4 separate regions of the Mus musculus genome follow, and all the other regions are linked to region 2. The links are chromatin loops, found by intact Hi-C in ENCODE. Cell type or tissue: left cerebral cortex. All regions are shown on one strand. Region 1 has its middle 21 kb from the start of Gramd1c. Region 2 has its middle 110 kb from the start of Mir6540. Region 3 overlaps Gap43 (growth associated protein 43). Region 4 overlaps 4932412D23Rik (RIKEN cDNA 4932412D23 gene).

Evidence for each region. A loop is a pair of places that touch in the nucleus more often than their neighbours do. Peaks named below come from ENCODE experiments on the same cell type or tissue, not always from the same donor. Only the 100,000 strongest peaks of a DNase experiment are listed, where the experiment ranks them.
Region 1: it touches region 2 in a loop (3-fold over the local background); 3 of 42 quality-filtered maps call a loop at or near these places.
Region 3: it touches region 2 in a loop (8-fold over the local background); 5 of 42 quality-filtered maps call a loop at or near these places.
Region 4: a loop joins it to region 2, with 8 times the contacts of the local background. A loop is called at or near these places in 14 of 42 quality-filtered maps.

What each region holds. Positions count from the first base shown.
Region 1 is chr16:44,062,187-44,064,686 of GRCm38, forward strand. It overlaps a transcript of Gramd1c not described here. Among named protein-coding and RNA genes, the nearest start is that of Gramd1c, 21 kb to the left of the region's middle. In left cerebral cortex, a CTCF peak has its summit at 1,262; DNase peaks (open chromatin) are centred at 1,003 and 1,155; H3K4me3 peaks cover 895 bases; H3K27ac peaks cover 668 bases.
Region 2 is chr16:42,188,785-42,191,284 of GRCm38, forward strand. No RefSeq gene overlaps it. Among named protein-coding and RNA genes, the nearest start is that of Mir6540, 110 kb to the right of the region's middle. In left cerebral cortex, CTCF peaks have their summits at 1,490 (motif pointing right) and 2,085 (motif pointing right); DNase peaks (open chromatin) are centred at 373, 833, 1,569 and 2,095; H3K4me3 peaks cover 1,481 bases; H3K27ac peaks cover 1,364 bases.
Region 3 is chr16:42,275,250-42,277,749 of GRCm38, forward strand. All of the region lies in intron 2 of Gap43 (growth associated protein 43), which reads right to left. Among named protein-coding and RNA genes, the nearest start is that of Mir6540, 27 kb to the right of the region's middle. In left cerebral cortex, a CTCF peak has its summit at 1,386 (motif pointing right); DNase peaks (open chromatin) are centred at 568, 867 and 1,388; H3K4me3 peaks cover 748 bases.
Region 4 is chr16:42,781,291-42,783,790 of GRCm38, forward strand. All of the region lies in intron 1 of 4932412D23Rik (RIKEN cDNA 4932412D23 gene), which reads right to left. Among named protein-coding and RNA genes, the nearest start is that of 4932412D23Rik, 93 kb to the right of the region's middle. In left cerebral cortex, a CTCF peak has its summit at 1,333; a DNase peak (open chromatin) is centred at 1,309.

The DNA.
Region 1 (2,500 bases), 1.9 Mb after region 2:
TAGCATAGTAGGTAAGACATCAAGCATGAGGACCAGAATTCACCCCCAGATCCTCCCCAACACACACACACACACACACACACACACACACACACACACACAGAGGCTCAGCATCCTGGCATGTTTGTTATCTCAGCTTTGGGACAGTGAAGACAAGCAGAACCCTGGGCTCCTTGGCCTGTTGACCAGCCAGGCTAACCTGATCTACCAGCCCCAGGAGGCTCTTCACCTTGCTCTGGGAAGGCCTTCCCTGCTCTCCCCCAGAGACCTCAATTATGTCAGCAATAGACATATCATTTCACACTCTTACGGTTTGAGCATGGCACTATCAGTTCTATGTTAGCTGTATTCCACAGAAGGGATACCCCCCCACACACACACACACACACACACTCCTTACTTTGGCTGTTAGGTCCAACCCTGCCTGACAGTTGTTGTACAGAGTTCACCAGTATCCTATCTCATAGTAATGGTTTGTCAGTCAATTGAAATAATGCATTCATTCATTTATTCCTCCAACAGTTTTTTTGAACTATACCCTTCACTACACTAAAATACTTCTCTGAAAGAAAAATATCTACACACAAGCACTGTAATACAGTGAGGATAACTGTTGAGAAACACGAGTAAGCCCGCAATGAAAGGCTTTCACCCTAAAGCTAATAACCAACTTACCCATTTGTCAGATAGGATAATAATAAACAAACGACAAAACTAGTTGAAACCAAAAACTTGATTGAGACTTAAACTTTGTGAGCCCTGCTAACCAACGACGGAAAGGCTGGCAAGAGGAATACCAAGTCAAAAATCACAATGGAACCAGACTCACTGGGGTCTGGGGCTGAGATATCTGAACTCAGGGACCAAATTCAAGCACTTAACACTCCGTCGCCTAGCCAGGAACAGGCTCGCGGGAGACACAGGAAACCGTTTCCTTGGTAACAACTTTTCGAATTACGCCAAAGAGTACAGAGGAAAGGGAAGGGAGGAATTAATTATCATAATCGGAGCGGGTTCAAACAACCGTGCAGAGGAAACTGCAGGCGAAGCCACCTCTCGGGAGCCAGCCCCTCGAGGCTGCTTACCTGGCGCGCCGTGAGAGCGCCCTCCATCGCCGCACCCTCCCGCGACACCCCGCACGCGCGTCCCTGAGAGCTCCCGGGTGGGAGAGGGCCGGACAGGCGCGTGCCCGACGCGCGGTCCTGGCTGCGGCCCTCGGACTCCCCACCTCCAGATCAGGCCGAGCGCTTTGCGTCCTCTGGCGGCAATTAATGACTATTGCCTTTGGCGAAGTCCTTAAAGGCTAATTTGTGAGCCAGGGCGTTAACCACCCTGGGATCAGTGATGAGCCTTGAAAAGCAGAGGGTTTGTTATTCTTTGATGGGCCTAGAATTTCAGTTTGGGCAGAAGAAGATAGTGTTCTGCAGATAGGATGGTTGTTCTCTAATATGAATGTACTAGACCTCATTAAAATGTACAATAAAGGGCTGATGAGATGGCTCAGTGGGTAAGAGCACTCGACTGCTCTTCCGAAGGTCAGGAGTTCAAATCCCAGCAACCACATGGTGGCTCACAACCATCCATAACAAGATCTGACTCTCTCTTCTGGAGTGTCTGAGGACAGCTACAGTGTACTTACATATAATAAATAAATAAATCTTTTTAAAAAACGTACAATAAAATCTAATAGAACAGGCAGGCGATAAGAAGTAGGGAGGCAGGAAAACTGTGACTTGGGGATCAGCCTGACCACACTCAAGTTCAAGACCAGACTTGGGCAACAGGGAGACTCTGTCTCACGAGGGAAAAGGGGGAAAAAAAGAAAAAAGCAAAACAAACAAAACATCTGATAAAATTTTGTTTCTCTTTTATACCAATAAAACTCACTACGCAAACACAATTAAGTACTAGAACAAACAGAACTAGATAGAGCCCCGTGGAGAGGCACAGCCTGGTTTCTAGCATTGGCACCTTAGAGTAAAAATACGAGGGGTTTGGAGAGGTGGTTCAGGGGTTCAGTGTTCAGTGTGCTTTCTGTCCATGCAGAGGACCAGCGTTCATTTCCCAGAACCCTCATCAGGCAACTCACAGTCTCCTGGAACTCAAGCTTCCACCAGTACTACACTTAAGTGCACAACCTTGCATTCACGTTCACACACACACACACACACACACACACACACACACACCTCTAAAAATTATCATTTAAGGAAAATAGTGGTAAGGATACTGAAAAGTGTTCGGGTGAACAGTGTTAACATCTACTTAGGCTTGAAGGATGGATGGTAATAGAAGCCACCAATTAGAAGAAGAAAAGGCGCTCAGGGCTGGGGTGGTAGCAGGTTGTGGTTATAATGTTAAGTGTAAGAGCAGGTGACTGACTAGAGGAACAAGTTAAGACCACAGAGTAAGAAAAGCAGAGGCTTGGAATTGAAACAAGAATTACTGAAAGAGTAAGACAGTAGCAAAGAGAAAGGAGATGATAAGCAAGGACCAGAGT
Region 2 (2,500 bases):
GTTGGTTGGTTGGTTTCAGATTCCCAAAGTATTTTCCCCCATTTAAGGTGCTTTTCTGCAACACAGTCCATTGGCTGTAATGGAAAATGGCTTGTGTCCAAGCTGAATTTCTATCTTCAGGTATCCTTGGCACTGTCCAGAAGGAGGCTCCCTTCCTGAGAGGAGCCTCTGAAAGAATCTTGATAACACTGAATCAGGAGATGCCCATTCCACCCCTACAACCAGCCCACAATGTGGTAAAATAAGCTGTATTGACCAAAACATTTTCATGAAACCATTTGTTATGGTAAATGAGTTTGGGCACCACTGCCCACACCCATCTGCAACGATTAATCTTCTGCCAAAACAGTTTTTATCATCCTGTCCAGGCTTTTGAAATGTGACCTCCCTCTCCAATTTTGGAATCAAATTCAACAGTGTTGGCAAAATAGTAGTGACTAAGGCTGGTGTCTAGAAAATTCCTTTCAACCTTTTTTACAGCTTGCATGGAGATCAGGCCAACACAGAACCAGCAAAATCTCTTTCCTTTTGTTGTGTCGAAGAAGACAAAAGGGAGGAGTCAAGGGCTACAGATGTGACTCCAAAGAAGCACTGTTTGTGACTCCCTGTGGCTTTTACAGGTTAGCTTTACTTTTTGTTGTTGTTGTTGTTGTTGACGAATAGGTGGCAGAAGCCCTGGAAAAGTATTTGTCACATGCAATTGGATTCTTTGCAGCTACACTTGTATTTCCCTAAGGGTCCGTGAGTCCATAGAGATCAGCCGTGAGGGGGAGAGATTGCGTGTGACTGTGCATGAATCAGAAGAAGAACAAAAAGATGCGGCTGATGGTGGCAGGGAAAGACTGGAGTTAATAAGCCAGCATGTGCCTGAGGATTCTATCAGGCACAGGGATGGATGACATAATTGTTTTCTGCCTCTAATGATCTCAGAGATGTGGGATACAAGAGAATATTAAAACAAGACAGAAAGATGGAAACTCATTTTCAGCAGCTGTCAACCAAAATGGGATGTAAACTAGGAGAGAGGCATATTGAAATGTTCACAGGGTTCACTTCATCAAAATGAGCTTTTACCTCTCCCGGATGTCACGCCCTCCTTTTCTTGAGCGGAAGCAGCCTCCCCCCGCCCCCCAAACTGTTGCTCCTTGTATTCTTCCCACAACCTCTGCTGTCACTCCAGTCTCTCGTCACTGTCACCTTGCCTCTCTCCCTTCTTAACATCGTTCAATTTTTTCCTAATCCTCTCTTTCCTCGCCGCAAACATGTTTTTAGTCTCTTTCCTTTCTTCGCTCTATCCCCCTCACCCACCCTCACTTCTGCCATTAATAAGTAACTGAGTGAACCTGGAAACCCTTTTTGTGATGCCAGGAGTTGAATGGAAACGAAAGGAAAAAAAAAAAAAAAAGTCCCTATGAAAAGCACTCCAGTGTCCCCGCCCCGCCTCGGGTGCGGGTGGGCTGTGGCGTCTGCGAAGCCGCGATGCTTGCACGTGCCACGAGGGGGCAGAGGTGCGCGCCAGCGAGCCCGCACCGCCATCCAGCGCGGCAGGAAGTGCTTGGAGGGCGGGCGCCAGCGGCTGCTCTCTTGGCGTCACCCATCACCGCTGCTGACAGCCGCGTAAGGTTTCCGCCTGCTCCCTGGATGTCCACGGATGGGCGCGGCGAAGAAGCAAAGGATTCCTGATGCAAGCGGGAGGGGTAAAGTCTGCCTCAGGCCAATACAGATAGATCTTTTCCCGAAACAAAGGAGCCAGTGGTGCCGTTACGATCAGAGCATCAAGAAGCATAGCTGGGGGAGCCCCTAGGAGCCCAGCAGCCTACCGAGGTCCCCTTTGCTTCCCTGCCCCAGCTCTTCCCCGCCTGCGATGCAAGGGGGTCACATTCCTGAGCTCCTCAGTCCCCTTCCCAGGTAGCTGGAGTAGCTGGAGCCTTCATCTTTGTTAGCCAGGTCACTGTGAATCCAAACAGCAGCTTGCTTGGCCTTTTGGGTGACAGGCGAGATTAGAAGTAGCCCACAGGCTCCGTGTAGGGGAAGGATTGATTAACATTCTTCCCCTGCGGGTTCAGTTTCCTGCAAATCGCAGTAGGCTCAATTCAGCAGCAGATGGCGGTAACGCTTCTGTCAACCTGAGGATTCTCTGTGGCTGGACACACAAGTCCACACACACACACACACACACACACACACACACCCCACCCCACACCATGTATCACATACCACCACGCCTTAAGCAAGCACACTTTGAGAGTCTGGAGCCCCACAGAGATTCTGATCCCTCCAATAAATTTCCAAAGCAGGATAGGATGGAGAGAAAGACCACAATGATGGCAGAGTAATAGCCATTTGTTGGCGGCTCTGAGCCAGGTGCGCACTGCTTTTACAAGACGGGTAGTAAAATAACGGTGTTCAACTTTTATATGATGAGGTAAGGTTAGTTAAGAAATTAACTGCCCGCATTTTCCTTGCCTTTAAGTTGTGAGAATACACAGGTGCCTTTTCC
Region 3 (2,500 bases), 86 kb after region 2:
TCCACTCACCTCTATTTCTGGAGTGCTAAGATTAACGGTATTCTCTACTAAGTCCTTTGCTCTTCCAATGACTTTTCGTAAGGACCTAATAGATGATTGTCAGACCAAGGACTGACAAATTCGAAGTGATCAGATACGAATTAGGTTGTTTTCACATTTTAATTAAGACTTGGGATAGATAGCATTGGGAACAGAGTCACAATTGTTATTGTGAAGAATCCTCAATAAATTATGGGACTTCAATAGACAAATGGAGCAAGTACTATATTCTTGTAGATTTACTACAGGAGGATGACGGTTGGTATGTAGCTGAAAGGGCAGTCTACACCCTCCGCCCTCAGCTGCCTGCCACATCAGTACAGCCCCAGGAGGCTTCAGAAGATGTGCTCAGGTCTCTTGAGTGGCTGCATCTCCCCCCACCCCCCAGAAGCGACAGGGGACAAATGGCTGCTGGCTCGCTACACAGTTCCACTTCACTCTGCTCCCACCCTCTTGCCAGCCCACCAGGCACGTGCCAACAATGAGCTGCCTGCTTCACTGGGATCCTCGGCTCCATTAATAAGCCCTGGAAGGCTGATAATTGGAGATTTGCGGAGCCTGCCGTCTTTCAATGAGGCGGGTTGTTATGGAAACCGCAGGCAGAGCATCATGTACATATTATTGATCCTTTAAAATAATAATAAAAAAGGACCATTAGAATGTAATGTCCCTTTTTCTTACCTCACTTGGCTCCCATCGTTTTCTTTGAGAAGTTTGTCATCAATTTGCACACGTGACAATTCACAGCTCATCTCTCTCTTTATCTCTTAGCACCCGCCCCACCCCTTTCTTAATTACAGAGAATCTTTCACCTCTAGCAGGAGAAAAAAAGTCAGCTGAGCAGAAAACCAAAGGAACACCAAAGAGAACACTCTCAATCTAATTTAACACCAAGGCATTAACTCGATAATTTGAGACAAGAGAAATCAGTCATGAGTATCAATGCACATTTCCTCGCCATTAAAAATAATAATAATAAATCGAACAGAGCTTAGAAATGACTTCGGAGCCCCACCCTAGTTTATTCTGGTGGCAAGATGTTCACCACCCACGATGAAGCACACACGGTGCTCTGGAAAGGAGCCCCCAGCGCTCAAGCCAAGGAAAAAGCCGGACTATTTTTCTGAACTACTTTTAAAATTTAGCTTTACACTCTTGCAGAAAAAAATCCAATTACTCCTTTTACTTAAGGAATACAGACATAATGCCGAAGTGTACCTGACTGGGAGGCCTGTGATCAGCATTAAATGAATGTGCCTGAAGGCTGCTTTGGACTTCAGTGTCACCCAAATTCCTTGCGTTGAAAAGGCCTGGGCGCCATTGTTTCTTGGTGAACTTCCCATTTTTCCCCAGCAGAGGGCAACAGAGTAATACTGTTCCCGACCTTGAGGTCTGCGGACCAGCCACGAATCCAAAGCAAAGCACACAATTGGTTCAGGAACGATTTGCTGTGGCAAGGTCCTACTTTGAAGCCTTTCTGAAGTTAATTGTATTTTTAAGTCCTTTTAAAGGTAACCAAAATCTAAGTCTAGAAATATTGTTTACCAAAGTCATGAAGTCATGGGAGTGGATGAACTAAAATTAATGTTACATTGTGAAATGGATTTCGAGAGCAGGTAATGCTTTGCAGTGGCCTTATCTCTATAGGATAAGGTCTTATCTTATATCTAAGACCTTTGAATCCATAAAATACTATGACATCAGTTGTCATACTATTTTAATGTAGCAAAAGCATCTGCCATTGTTTAGTTTAAAGCCCCAATCACTTCAGGTCTGAACATTTTAAGGTCTAACACAGTCACCTTCCCCTCCCTGGTGCTATAGCAATGTTGCCTAATTAAGTTCACTTCCTTCATTCAGATACCTGCCACCCTGGTGACATCTGAACTTACTCTCTGCAATTAGACTGTGTTTCCAGTCAAACACATACTTTCACATAGCTCTGGGGCCAGGAGTTCGTTTTGTTTGCTTGTTGTTTGCTTGCTTGCTCCTTTTTAAAGGCCTTACATTGCTTCCAGATTGTACACTGAACAACAGCATTTTTCTTTTTACTTTTATATACCAGTATTCTTTACAACGCCTAGAGCTCTTGCGTAAGTCACACCTGCTAGCAAAGGAAAGTTATCTGTATGACAATGAAACGAGCTCCTTGGGTTACCTTGTCTCCTCCACGATGAGCCTAACTCATTATGTGACTGTTCAAGGTGATCCTACAAGACACGTCACTTTTCATTAGAATACACACACGCACAGCCCGTCCTGGGGATTGTTCGAGTACAGTGGGCTGAACAGTTTTGAAAACTGGTCCCAGCTGAATAGCTGATGAAAGACCAAACTCTCATCCATATTGACACACAGTAAAACATGTTACAGACCATTCCAGGAGATGAAAGGACTCTGTGAGACCCGCTATGCCTCGGTCAAAGTGACATCTAAGTTTCCTAAGAAGATTGAAATCTAA
Region 4 (2,500 bases), 590 kb after region 2:
TCAGCTGTGGCATGTGACAAGTGCTTTGTAGCTTCACATCACAGCTGCATGAGGTCACTGGCAATCCTTTCAGGAGCTGATCCCGCAGCCTCATTTCCTTGACAGAGTAAAGCATTTTACTAGATCTAAGATTAGGCGTATTTGTAACTGGTACGCAAATTATCAGTTATTATTTGGTATTCACGTTACTGCCATGGTTTCTGTGATTCATCCAATGCAGTCTGTGTAAAAAGCAATGACCTCATTCTTTGCTGGATCTAAAATCAGTCATGGTCACTAAAGCCCCTTGTTCTACACAAAAGAAAGAAATCAGATGACCTTTGCTCTGACCCTTGACTTGATATTTACAAAAGCTAATTATGGGGAGGGCCAACTCTCTTTTATCATTCAAGGACATTTGGCTAAGGTCTACTCCTTAAATAAAAAACAAAATGTCATTCAGAGGGCTATTTAAGGCTGTATACAGTATAAGGAAATCTACTCTGATGTTAATTTGGCGTTTTTGGCCATCAACATTGATTTTCTCAAAGTCAATCACGTAAAACATGGGAGGGGTTATATGTCTCTCATTAAAATCAAAGTGGCTCACTAACAAAAGGGAGTTGGTTATCTGGAGGTCTGGCAGTTGGAGGTCAGAGAGACACGTGGTCTGATAGCTTCAGCTAAACCTCTCTCAGTTTTCACTACCACGCCCCTGCCCCTGCTTCTGCTGGAAAAGAACTACCAGGCACTATGCATTGCTTTAACTCTAAGGGCTCTAAGGGTTACTTGGTTGATAAGGAGACCACCCCTAAAACAGAAGGCAGCCACTAATCCCCAGTGGGATTATTTAGTTACCTTTATTATAATAACAATGCTTACAAATACAGGTTTAAGGTAAACAAACATTCAGAAGAAAGAAAAAGAAAGAAAGCATCAGATAGTTAGAACAATGGGAGACACACAGTCCTTTTTTTCCCGGGGCTTCCCCTTGGCTGGCCTTTTCTTTGGGGAAAAGTAGAAGTCTGAATTCTTTTGTTCATTTCAGCCACCGCCCTTTTGCAATCTGAGTCTGAGCAAGGCTGCCACGCCCAGGAAAGGGACAAAGGCAGAGAAAGGGGATCTCTGGGCACTGACACAGCTCCACTTACTTAAACAGGACTCATTTGTTGGTCTCAGTAACATAGCTGTACACATCAGTTACCATCTCTATAAACAAACAATTAAAACAGGGGCATAAAATATATGCATGCTCTGAAATTCTATCTGATTAAAGTATTCTTTTCCTAGAAAGACAGGCAGCCAGAGTTCTACTCGTTTCAGAAAAAGGATGAATGCTGCCCCCTCTTGACTAAGTGCTGGATACGCTGAACAGCCATAAACTCTAATGGCTAGCCAGTGGGAATAAAGATCCTACTTTTGTACAGAGAATTTTAATGAAATCTTAGAAGCTGGAAGGTTAGAGGAAGCTCAAAGTTTATCTCAATGGGACTTTTATAGGTTTCTGGGAGATGGGTCATGCTTTATCGATGCGCCTGCATCTTCTCAGCTGTTTCTGTTTTGTAGATTCTTAATTTTGCCTGGAATAATCATTTGAGTTTAGTGCTCTGTTTCCCCGATAAGACTGATAGACTCCTTGAGAATATGAGCCACTGCCACCCCTCCTCCTCCTCCTCCTCCTCCTCCTCCTCCTCCTTTACTTGCCTTCATAACTATCAGAATACCTTCAAAGATTCATGCATAGTGGGTATTCAACAATACATAAGCAATCTCTAGCTGGCGTCACTATAGTTTATGGCTATGAACAATTGGTTCTCTCTGAACTCATAAATTCAGCTTGGGTTTCAAGTCAAGAAATTTTGTTTTGTTTTGTTTTATGTTTTGTTTTGTTTTTGTTTTTTGTTTTGGTTCTCGAGACAGGGTTTCTCTGTGTAGCCTTGGCTGTCCTGGAACTCACTTTGTAGACCAGGCTGGGATTAATGAGATGAGATTAACTCAGAAATCTGCCTGCCGCTGCCTCCCAAGTGCTGGGATTAAAGGCGTGAGCCAATGTCAAGAAATTCAAATAAGTGCTGTCATTCCTTAATCTTAGAATCATTTAAACTTGGAAGCATACTCGGTTTGCTTATAGGCACCAAGCACTAAAATACATGTTATAGACAAAAAAATACTTTTAAAAATAAAAATTAGGCCAGGCGTGGTGGCGCACGCCTTTAATCCCAGCACTCAGGAGGCAGAGGCAGGCGGATTTCTGAGTTCGAGGCCAGCCTGGTCTACAAAGTGAGCTCCAGGACAGCCAGGGCTATACAGAGAAACCCTGTCTTGAAAAACCAAAATAAATAAATAAAATAAATAAATAAATAAATAAATAAATAAAAATTAAAAAGTACAGGAAAAAAAAACCCTAGTCATGTTACACACAGGTGTAATGTTGAATGTAAGAAAACTGACTTAAGACAAAAAACAAACCACACACACACACACACACACACACACACACACACACACACACACCTGCATG